Regions from separate parts of the Mus musculus genome. Here region 2 is linked to region 1. The links are chromatin loops, found by intact Hi-C in ENCODE. Cell type or tissue: heart. All regions are shown on one strand.

Region 1 (5,000 bases):
ACAGGCGGAAAAGCTGCTGCACGCCTCTCCTGATACTTACTGCAGGCTGCTTATAACTTACAGTGCATCACACAAGTCGGGAGCACCCACAGAACATTAACTTCAGAGCATGGGTACAAATTACGCTCTTATACCCCACTTCTTTGCCAGGGGCAGGTTGCAACTAAAGAGTCATGTTTCATTTAGGATGTGCTGTATTATACTGAAGAGGAAATGTTTTGTTGTGATTTCCTCAATCTAAGTACAAAGTATTTGGGAAAACGCTGTACAATCTCAACTGGAACTTTATGTAAACCTGTTCTCACTCTCTCAGACACCAGCCTGCTCAGGCCACCTCTCACTAATGTCTACCTTGCTTGAAAACTCTGCTGCCCTGTTGCCTTAGATAGGGTTCTACTGCTGTGAAGAGACACCATGACCAATGACCAAGGCAACTCGTATAAAGGAAAACATTTCATTGGGGCTGGCTTACAGTTTCAGAGGTTCAGTCCATTTTCATCATGGTGGAAAGCACGGCAGCATCCAGGTAGACAAAGTGGTAGAGAAGGAGCTGAGAGTTTTTTATCTTGATTCGAAGGCAGCCAGGAAAAGACTCTCTTCTGCAGGTAGCCAGGAGGGAAACTCTCTTCCACACTGGGGAGAGCTTGAGCACTAGGAGACTGCAAAGCCAACCTATGCAGTGACAGACTTCCCAACAGTGCCACTTCCCATGGGCCAAGCATATTCAAACCACCACACCTACTATTCTCAGTCTCCATGAGCACAGGTCTCCTTTTCCATACACGCTTGGCCTGCTTGCTCTTGCACACAGGATGAGCTCCCACGATAACAGCATGCCAGGTAGTGACCACCCTACTGACAGGATGCAAGATCCCCACTTCTTCCCTAGTGGTCACAACAGGGCCCAGCTTGTACCTTTAGCTACTCCTCAACTCTATAGATCAGTGACAATTTATCCAACTTATGAAAAATCATATTAATTTTGCTAAGTAAAACAAATACTTGAATATATTCATGCTCTCAACTCCTTTCCTCCTGTACTGCGTGTGTGTAGCTATCCCATGAGGCCTTTGTACCAGTGTTGGCTGCTTCTAAGACAAAAGATGACTGCTCTTGCTGAAGAGATACCTGTTCAGTAGGAAAGACAGATCTGTAAACAGATCAGAACCTGAGACCTTCTCCTGGATAGGGAAAAGAAACTACAGTGTACAAAGACCTCAGTGAAGTAGAAACAGCAGGGCTAGGACCATTATACACTCTAAGGAGCAAGAGCACAAGGCCCATAAGCATGGGAGAGATGCTTCCATTTCTGCCTCAATCTACCTGTACATATCCCTAAGGTCCATGTTGGCCTTGTCTCCTGCCACAGAAGAAGACTGTAACCTCACGACTGTCAAAAGCTGATCCTCCTGAGCTCAAGATGGAGGTCCCCACCCCAGATCAAGGGACCAAGATCCATTTCCTGCATTATCAAATCTGTCCCAAGGCCATACTGCAACCTGAACACAAATACACCCAAGCATCCTCCTTGACCCTCATGGCCACTCCTCTGCTTCCCTTTGCAGTGATGCTCCTGTCTCTACATTTAGTGCATCCTACCTCCTCACAGTCCACTCCCTCTTCCCACAACACCTCCAATGGCTTTTATCGTGATCACCAACAAGCCCCATTTTACCAGCCAGATGCTCAAATGCTCTCCAGCGCCCGCCCACAGCCTACTGTCCCATGAAGCAACTCTTTCTCAGATGCCACTAAAAATCCTACCCTTTCCTTCCAACCTTTGGTGGCTCCCTCCCAGGCGCAGTTCTCTTTTCTTCCAAGGCTGACTTTTCTCTAAGCCATTCTCATATCAGATCAACGTTTGGTGTGAGACATTGACCTCTCAAAAGAACCAAGCTCTATGATCTCTGCCTAAGGTCTTCGCTTGTACCTACCATCATCTACTACATCTTCAGAAGGAATTGTGTGCCATCAGGGCCTAGAAACCCTGGGTTCCTGTTTATCTGCTGCCCTCTTTTCTAGCCAGACATTTCCCCAGGCTACAGTGTGCCCATCACACAGAGCCCTCTTTACCAAAAATACGCACTGCCCAGTCCTTGCCTGCTGTCCAAATGGCTGGAATGCTCTTTGAGTATGGTTCACAACTGAGCCAACAGTGAGATAACAACTCACATCTTGGCTCAGCTGACTTCTTTAGAGAGGCCTTCCCTGCCTGCCCTACAAAACGGAGCCACCTGCTGGTTCCGGATCCCACCACAGATTCTGCAAAACATTCCAAGTATCACTTGGAATTCCAAGGGAGGGTCTTGCCTGGGTCAAACCTCATCTCCTGCAATATCTGCACCAACTCTGCAAGATAGAGCCAGTTTCTGTTCTCCCTTCAGACAAAGAGGCTCAGGTTTCAAACAGTCAGCAGATGAAGGCTACACCACTGATAAGAGACCAAGTTAGGTCTGATGTCAGTCTAAAAAGTCTGTGTTCTTCTGCTCTGTGTTTAGAAGCAAGTGCCAAAGTCTTAGACACTGTCCTTTCCTGAAGGTGAAGATGCTGAGTGTTCACCCAAACCTAGGCTAGTAGGTGTGGCCTACCTAAGGCTGTCTGGAAATAACAAAGGGCACACACACCAGCTTCACACAATCCTAACTGAGGCAGACCCACCTTTGAGCTTTTTGCAACAAAGGCATTTGAGGGACTGGACAAAGCTACACGCTTTCACGTGTCCTTACCTAAGTTTGGATCTGTCCTCCCTCATGACAGTCTGAAGAAACACCAAGTCTCCCCAGGTCTGCTTCAACATGCTTGCCCTCCAAGCTTCTGAACTGAGATCAGTGATCTGTACAAGAACAACTTCTGCATGTATAAGTAGGCCGTGTAAACTAAAGAACAGAAAGAAGAGAAAGCCCACAAAGCTGGAAGTATTTAGAGCCTGGTCCTTAATCAAGTTTCTTAAGCCCCAGTTTAGATGTTTAAAAAAATGTATGCAAGCCAGGTGGATCTGAATTCAAGGCCAGCCTGATCTACACAGTGAGCTCCAGGACAGCTGGGGCTACAGAGACAGAGAAACCCTGACTCAAAAAAAAAAAAGAAAGAAAGGAAAAAAGAAAGAAAGAAAGAAAGAAAGGAAGAAAGAGAGAGAGAGAGAGAGGGAGGGAGGGAGGGAGGGAGGGAGGGAGGGAGGGAGGGAGGAAGGAAGGAAGGAAGGAAGGAAGAAAGAAAGAAAGAAAGAAAGAAAGAAAGAAAGAAAGAAAGAAAGAAAGAAAGAAAGAAAGAGAAAAGAAAAAGAAAAGAAAAAGAAAAAGAAAAGCTTGTAACAGGGAATAAAATTCATGTTTAGAGAAAGTAACTCCGAAAGGGGTTTCTACTAAATCCAAGGGAGACAAGACACACAGTCGTCGACAGTCATCGTGACATATAGACAACATTTCCAGAATGAGATCTGAAAACCCACCAGGCTTCCCCACCTAGGACAAGGCAGATGGCAGGAGAGAACAGAAGCTAGAGAAGAGGAGGGGCGGCAGAACCACCCCAATCAGCTCCTCAGGACATCTGAAGAGACTGCAGCAGCCTCGGGACAATTCTGCAGCTAGGCCAGGCCTACTCCTCTGCTGTGTGGCCTCTATCACAGAGACACTTTGCAGTCAGAGGGCTGTTATATAGACAGAGGGCTGCTAGAAAGACAGACAGACAGACAAATGAAGGCTGCTAGACAGTTTTAAAAGGTCAGACAAACCCTCAGTGCTGCAAAGACTATGTAGAGCCAGCACCTCCCTCCCGACAAAAGAGTACAGTCTCTTTTCTAACAACATCTTATATTTCAAAAGTAGCCTATATTCATTTTAGAAAATTCAGGAAATGTAAAATATTTAAAGACTAACCAGTCTGTACTTAATGATAAAATGCTTTAACAACTGCCCTGTTTCCTTATGGCATTTTACAAATATGTTGCTTTAAAAACTGTAATATTGCACATTTTAGTATTTTTTTTCACCTAACACCTCAGCATTTTTTTACTTTTCTTTTTTTATTAATTAGATATTTTCTTTATATACATTTCAAATGCTATTCCAAAAGTTCCCTATAACCACCCCCCCCCCCCGACTCCCCTACCCACCCACTCCCACTTTTTGGCCCTGGCATTCCCCTGTACTGAGGCATGTAAAGTTTGCAATACCAAGGGGCCTCTCTTCCCAATGATGGCCGACTAAGCCATCTTCTGCTACACATGCAGCTAGAGATATGAACTCTGGGGTTACTGGTTAGTTCATATTGTTGTTCCACCTATAGGGTTGCAGATCCCTTCAGCTCCTTGGGTGCTTTCTCTATCTCCTCCATTGGGAGCCCTGTGTTCCATCCTATAGATGACTGTGAGCATCCACTTCTGTATTTGCTAGGCACTGGCATAGCCTCATACGAGACAGCTATACCAGGGTCCCTTCAGCAAAATCTTGCTGGCATATGCAATAGTTTGGTGGCTGATTATGGGATGGATCCAGAGGTGGGGTAGTCTCTGGATAGTCCATCCTTTCGTCTTAACACCAAACTTTGTCTCTGTAACTCCTTTCATACACCTCAGCATTTTTATGTCACTTAAATTTCCTAGCATTTTTAATGGCATACAATTCTATAATATACTTGTATTGCAATTTTTATAACTAAGTAATCCTTTAAGGACCAGCATACAGTAAGATGGTTTTGCCCTGCCCTGACAAACAATACTGTATTATTCAACATAGTTTTTCTATTTGATGAGCACAAAATGGTTTCTGTGCTTCCCAATGAGCTTGGCTCTTTCTTGACACAGCTATTTGCAATCCTTCGGCTTCTGCAGAGCCATTGAGTCTGCAAGGCCCCAGTAAACAAAACTAATGCTGCATCAGTCCCTCACAGAAAACCGCATGACATCCGCATAGAACTGGGGACATCTTCCCATACACTGCACAGCCTCTCTACTTCAACTCTCACGTCCAGAACAATATAAACATTATGTGAACAGTTGTACT
Region 2 (5,000 bases), 200 kb before region 1:
CTCGCTAAGCAAACCGCTTGCCAATGCTTGAGTGAACAGCATCGGGGAACAGCAATCACTCTTGTGGGGCCAGGCGAGCACACGTCTCCTCAAAAGCTGCTAATGAAGGCCCTGTTAGTACGGGATGACGTCGAATGTGCCCATTGGCTTTCTGTCAAAGACTGTCAAATAGAGCTGTTGGTAATCACAGCTGGCAAGTTGTTTAGTCAATATTTCTGAAAAGTTCAACCAAGTGTGAGAAAGCACAAAGTCGACTTTCCTGAAGCTGCCAGATTATTTTGGGGGCTCTCCCTCTGTGATGGCTGTGTGCCATCAGGATTGGTGGGGTCGTGCGGGGCCGGATGCCATCTGCTCTGCAGCCAAACTGCTCTGCTCGTCCCCCAAGTCAGCAGCATCTGTGGGCTGCTGTAGCTCTGAGTCTTTACACTATCAGCACACAAGCAGACCGAGGCAGTCAAATCGCCACTGGTTCACAATGGATGCTTCCAGAGGGACCCTGTGCTGCTGCGGCCTGGGATTCCCACTGCCCTGGGGGAGACGACCTGTGCATCGTGTATGTTCAGACGCTGCCCCGGGGCCAAGCTTGAGGGGTTCAATGTGAAGGCTGCGCTGTTCATGGATGGACCCCACCCTCAGACACAAGTGTGGACACAGCCTCGAATCCTACACTTTCTCCTTTTAACTTCCTCCTGTCTAGCTGCATTTGATCCCCCTTATCCAAATCCCCGTGGTTCTCACAGGTGAAGGAGAAAAGTGCTTCAGCAGGAAAGAACAGAGGTGATTGGAGGCTAGCAAAGGGGTCACGCAGGCATATTTCCAGCATGTCCTTAGCTGGAGATGATGACCACACTTTAGGTAATTGTTCTAGTTCACAACAGAAAGAAGGTCCACAGGCTGCAAGCTAAGGAAATCACAGAGGTGTTGGCATCAGAGAACCAAAGGCCTTAGGAAGATGACTTCAGTGGCAGTGAAGCTGGGTGGTTGGCACAGAGGCAGAACTGGCTGAGGGTGGCAGTCAGCCTACCCAGGGAGCATGGGCTGGGAAGCGGCGGAGGGAAAGAGGACAGATTCAGTCTTCCTGGGTTTGGGCCCAGATCTGCCCCTCACCTGCGGCACAGGCTGTCACTAGACTCTGCTGTCAAAGCTGGGCCCACTCCTGCAGAGCATCACCAGTGACAGGAGGTGCTACAGCTAATGGCTGTGGCTCCTACTACAGGTATAAGGCATGTCTCTGCTGCTACCCACGTGTGGTCTTGAAGGACACCCTACTTCTGCTGGCCCCAGCTGACCCTCCACTCCCTGTCAATTCTGCCTTACTCTCTTCTGCCTCCAGTCTCTCTTTTCTGAGAATAGAGTGTAGGCAGGGACATGGTTAGGAAGCCACCTGGGCCTGGGTCCTGCTCTGGTGGGTGGCTGGGTCCTGGGACCTGGAGTGTCTGGCTCTCATTTGTTCTTGGCATCACCATCTTATAGCTGCAGTAATCCTTCTGTACTGCCGACTGAGTCTACGCCAGGTCAACAAACTATTTACCAACAGGCCAGCATTTTAAGTTCTGAAGGCCACAAAGGTCTGTGTCACATGGCATTTATTTATTTATTTATTTACACAATTCTGTAAGAACATAAAAATCATCCTAGCCTGGGGACTATACAAAGGAGGCAGTGGCAACTTTGGCCCTGGCTCTACCCAACTCCATACAGCAGTGAAGGTGACTTTTCCAGCCTCTCCCGGGCTGTAGCTGGGTTTCTGTTTGGTGTGTGTGTCTGAGACCGGGTCTTGCTGTGTAATACAAGCTGACCTGAGATTCATGATGCTCCTGTCTCAGATGATGGAGTGCTGGGATACAGGAATGTACCGTGCAGTCTGTTACTTCATTCTGACTTAAGCTCGTGTTCCTAACACATGAGCCAGCCAGAACTCTCTCTGAGCGCCAGCCTCTAGGCTGTGCTAGAACTCTCTCTGAACAGCCCCCTGACCTTGGCAGGCTTCCCTGCCAAAGACAGCTTATCTTGACTTTTGCCCCTGAGATACAGAGACCGTCCCAGTAGAGAGGCCCATATTATGTCTCTACGGTCCTGGTCTGGACTGCTGGCTACCAGGGGCCTTCAGCAGAAGAGTGGGTGGCGGGACCAGACTTTGGCAAAAACAGAAGATACTCTAGGGCAATTTCAGAAACACAGCACTGGTTGTCTTCATCTAATGTTCCTTAATTTGAAATCTCAATTGATCAATAAACTGTGCTTCTTAGCACAAGAACTTAGTGATAGTTTCTAATGGTAAAGGGCATTGTTTATCAGGTTTGGGAAAGCCACCCGCTCACTGAGCAGGGCTGTAGATAGGCTGTCTGCTCTTGCTCTGTACTGACATCAGTCTCTAGGCTGAGTGGCCCTTTGTATGGCATCTGAGATGATGTCTGGTTTGTCAAGAACAGCGAGGCTGCTTCCCAGGCAGAGTGGGGGAGATGGTATTTTATTGTTGCTTTGACGCTTAGTCTTCTTAGGCTAATCACTCTCTCCACCAAGTTAGCCCTCTGAACTCCATCCTTCCAATCCCCAATTCTTCCATTGCGCAATCCCAGCCCTCACTTGTCATCTTACTGCACAACCCACCACAGCACGCTTCAGACTTCATCAGGAATACGGAAAGGCAGCTGGGGTGAGAGGGCTCTGCTCCTCTGTGAGCTCAGCATTCACACAAAGGGCAGACGAAAGCAGCGGGGCCTGCTACCCAAACCACCAGCTAAACTTTTACTTTGCCTTTCTGCACCCCAATGACCCAAATTTCACACACTCTTTGGAGAAGGGCGTGTCTCCCCACCATCTCCTGCCCCTCTTTTCTGAGTTCCTCTCCAGGGGCTGACAGGTCCTCTTTGCTAGTGCATTTTCGGTACGACATATATGATGGCTTCCTGTGCTGTTTAACATGGTAATGTGGAATATCAGATGCATGAGTTGAAATGGCGGTCTGTGCCTAAAATAGCCTGATATCTATGGCTATGAGCTCGCTGGCCATCAGGGTAACTACACACAGCTACAGCTACAGCGCCTCACAGTCTAGGATGAGCCTCTGGCAGGTCAACTGCACGGCGTTTGGCAGCTGATGTGAGGTGAGCAGCCGTTCTGGAGGGGCTGTGGGCCTCCCAGGATACGCCTCCTCCCTCACTGTGCTTTCCTGAGTCTGATCCTTGCCAGCTCCATTACAAGCAGGGTAGAAAATTTTTGTGCTGGGATTTACTGGCTTCCTCCTGAGCTAGCTAAGGAATGGTGTCCCCGCTCACGTTCTCGTGGGGTTGGCAGCTATCCTTTCTGTAGGGTTTGACAATATACACTGTTCTGGCCAGCAGGGATCTTCCCCTCACCCCTCATAAAGCTTTACAGTGTATGACTCATTCAGAAAGGAGTCTTGATAATGCAGATTTATTATGAGGTGTCTGCCTTTAAAATGTGATTTAATGGTGCTCGTACTTATTCGCTGACATCTTTATAAAACTGTTAGTGTGGAAATATATTTGTCTTTCTGAAAGTAATTCTTCCTTTTACAAGTGTCGAGCAAAACAAGAGCCATACATTAAAACCGCAGCAGCGAGAGCCACGGAGGTCTCATTACACCGAGACTCAGCTTTGCCACCCCAAACTGAGCTCAAGGGCTTCCACTTGTGCCCCTGGGCATGGCAGCATCTCTGCCCCTCCCTACCCGTGCTCCAGGCTGTGTCCAGAGGGTAGAAGGCGGCTCTCAAGGTCAGCCAGATCTGCAGGCTGGTGGGCGGGCGCAGTCAGTAAACAAGCCTCTGATTATGATTTACCTTTGCTTTTCTTCCTACCTTAGCCTGGTTTATGAACAGATCTTGTTGATTTAGCCTTTTAGCCAATTAGAACAGAAGGTCTGATTGACAGCACATGAATAAATACCACTTTACGGTTGGAGACAGAGTCACTCTCCCCTATTAATCAGGCCTTCTGCCGGTGTTTAGGTAACATGATATTTATCATGCCTCTCTGTTACAGTCCCTTGGGGTGTCATTTCATGGCCTACCAGTAAAAACTTCACATTTACAGCAACTGCCCCTCTATTACTGTCGATAATATCTAATTGATATGTCAAACCTCCAAGGAATGCAGTAAATTGGAACACTGACTCCCAAAAGAAAATAAACTAGCAGACAGGTAAATCAGCACCCGTCTGCCTGCCGTGACTCAGTCACTTCCGTCCAAAGGTCTCCCCTCAGGAAGCCATCACCACCATCTTTCCTTCCTGCTCAACATCGCAATGAGCCCTGAGCACAGCCAGGACATGGACATGGATCCAAATCCTTTTGCCTGGCCAGGCTGGAGGTGCCACAGGCATTATGTGGGGTGCAGTGTACGGCAGACAAGAGCAATGAACCTGTCAGAACATGATGGCTTTTCTCAAGCTAGCCATGTTGTCAGCAGAGCTGCAGTCTCATATGCCTTCCAAACGTCCCTACAGAGAGGGGAGGACACTCAGAAGAAATGAAGTCAGAGAAGGAACAGACGGGCCTGAGCACTTAGCAAGAATCAGATCCATCTGACACTGAAATGCAGCATGTGCCTTAGACAACAGGCCTTTCAGCCACTCAGATAAGGCATCCTAATAGAAAGGCTTCAGATGCACACTGAAGCCTCAGGAGAGACCAACCACACTGATAACTCACTCACCCATCAACAAAGATAACAGAGCAGGAGTTGGACTATAGGTTGTGGAGTACAGGCAAGAAACAGAAACACCCACAAGTCAGCTGCAAAGGTAATCAGACAGACCTGGAAAACAGGCATTTATGGCAAACCTCCCTCTACATGGCAGCTGTGAGCACAGTGGTTCTCTCTGGCACAAGACTCCAGTCTCCCTCTTGCTATTGTTTAAACTAATTCTTCTTTTGAAAAATCACCAAAAGTTGGGCAAGTTCACAGAAATGAACTTCTAGTCTTGACTTTAAGGTCTGCACCACAAACAACTGAACATCACCCTCAGGTCAACCCCA

What was found. Hi-C counts contacts between places; a loop is a spot of excess contacts. Peaks named below come from ENCODE experiments on the same cell type or tissue, not always from the same donor. Only the 100,000 strongest peaks of a DNase experiment are listed, where the experiment ranks them.
Region 2: a loop joins it to region 1, with 2.3 times the contacts of the local background. A loop is called at or near these places in 17 of 42 quality-filtered maps.

The regions. Positions count from the first base shown.
Region 1 is chr17:30,443,828-30,448,827 of GRCm38, forward strand. All of the region lies in intron 6 of Btbd9 (BTB (POZ) domain containing 9), which reads right to left. Among named protein-coding and RNA genes, the nearest start is that of Btbd9, 130 kb to the right of the region's middle. In heart, a CTCF peak has its summit at 2,237 (motif pointing left); a DNase peak (open chromatin) is centred at 2,144.
Region 2 is chr17:30,241,777-30,246,776 of GRCm38, forward strand. The region is part of intron 9 of Btbd9 (BTB (POZ) domain containing 9); the gene reads right to left. Among named protein-coding and RNA genes, the nearest start is that of Zfand3, 240 kb to the left of the region's middle. In heart, no CTCF peak of the experiment used is centred here; DNase peaks (open chromatin) are centred at 3,085 and 3,678; H3K4me3 peaks cover 435 bases; H3K27ac peaks cover 4,265 bases.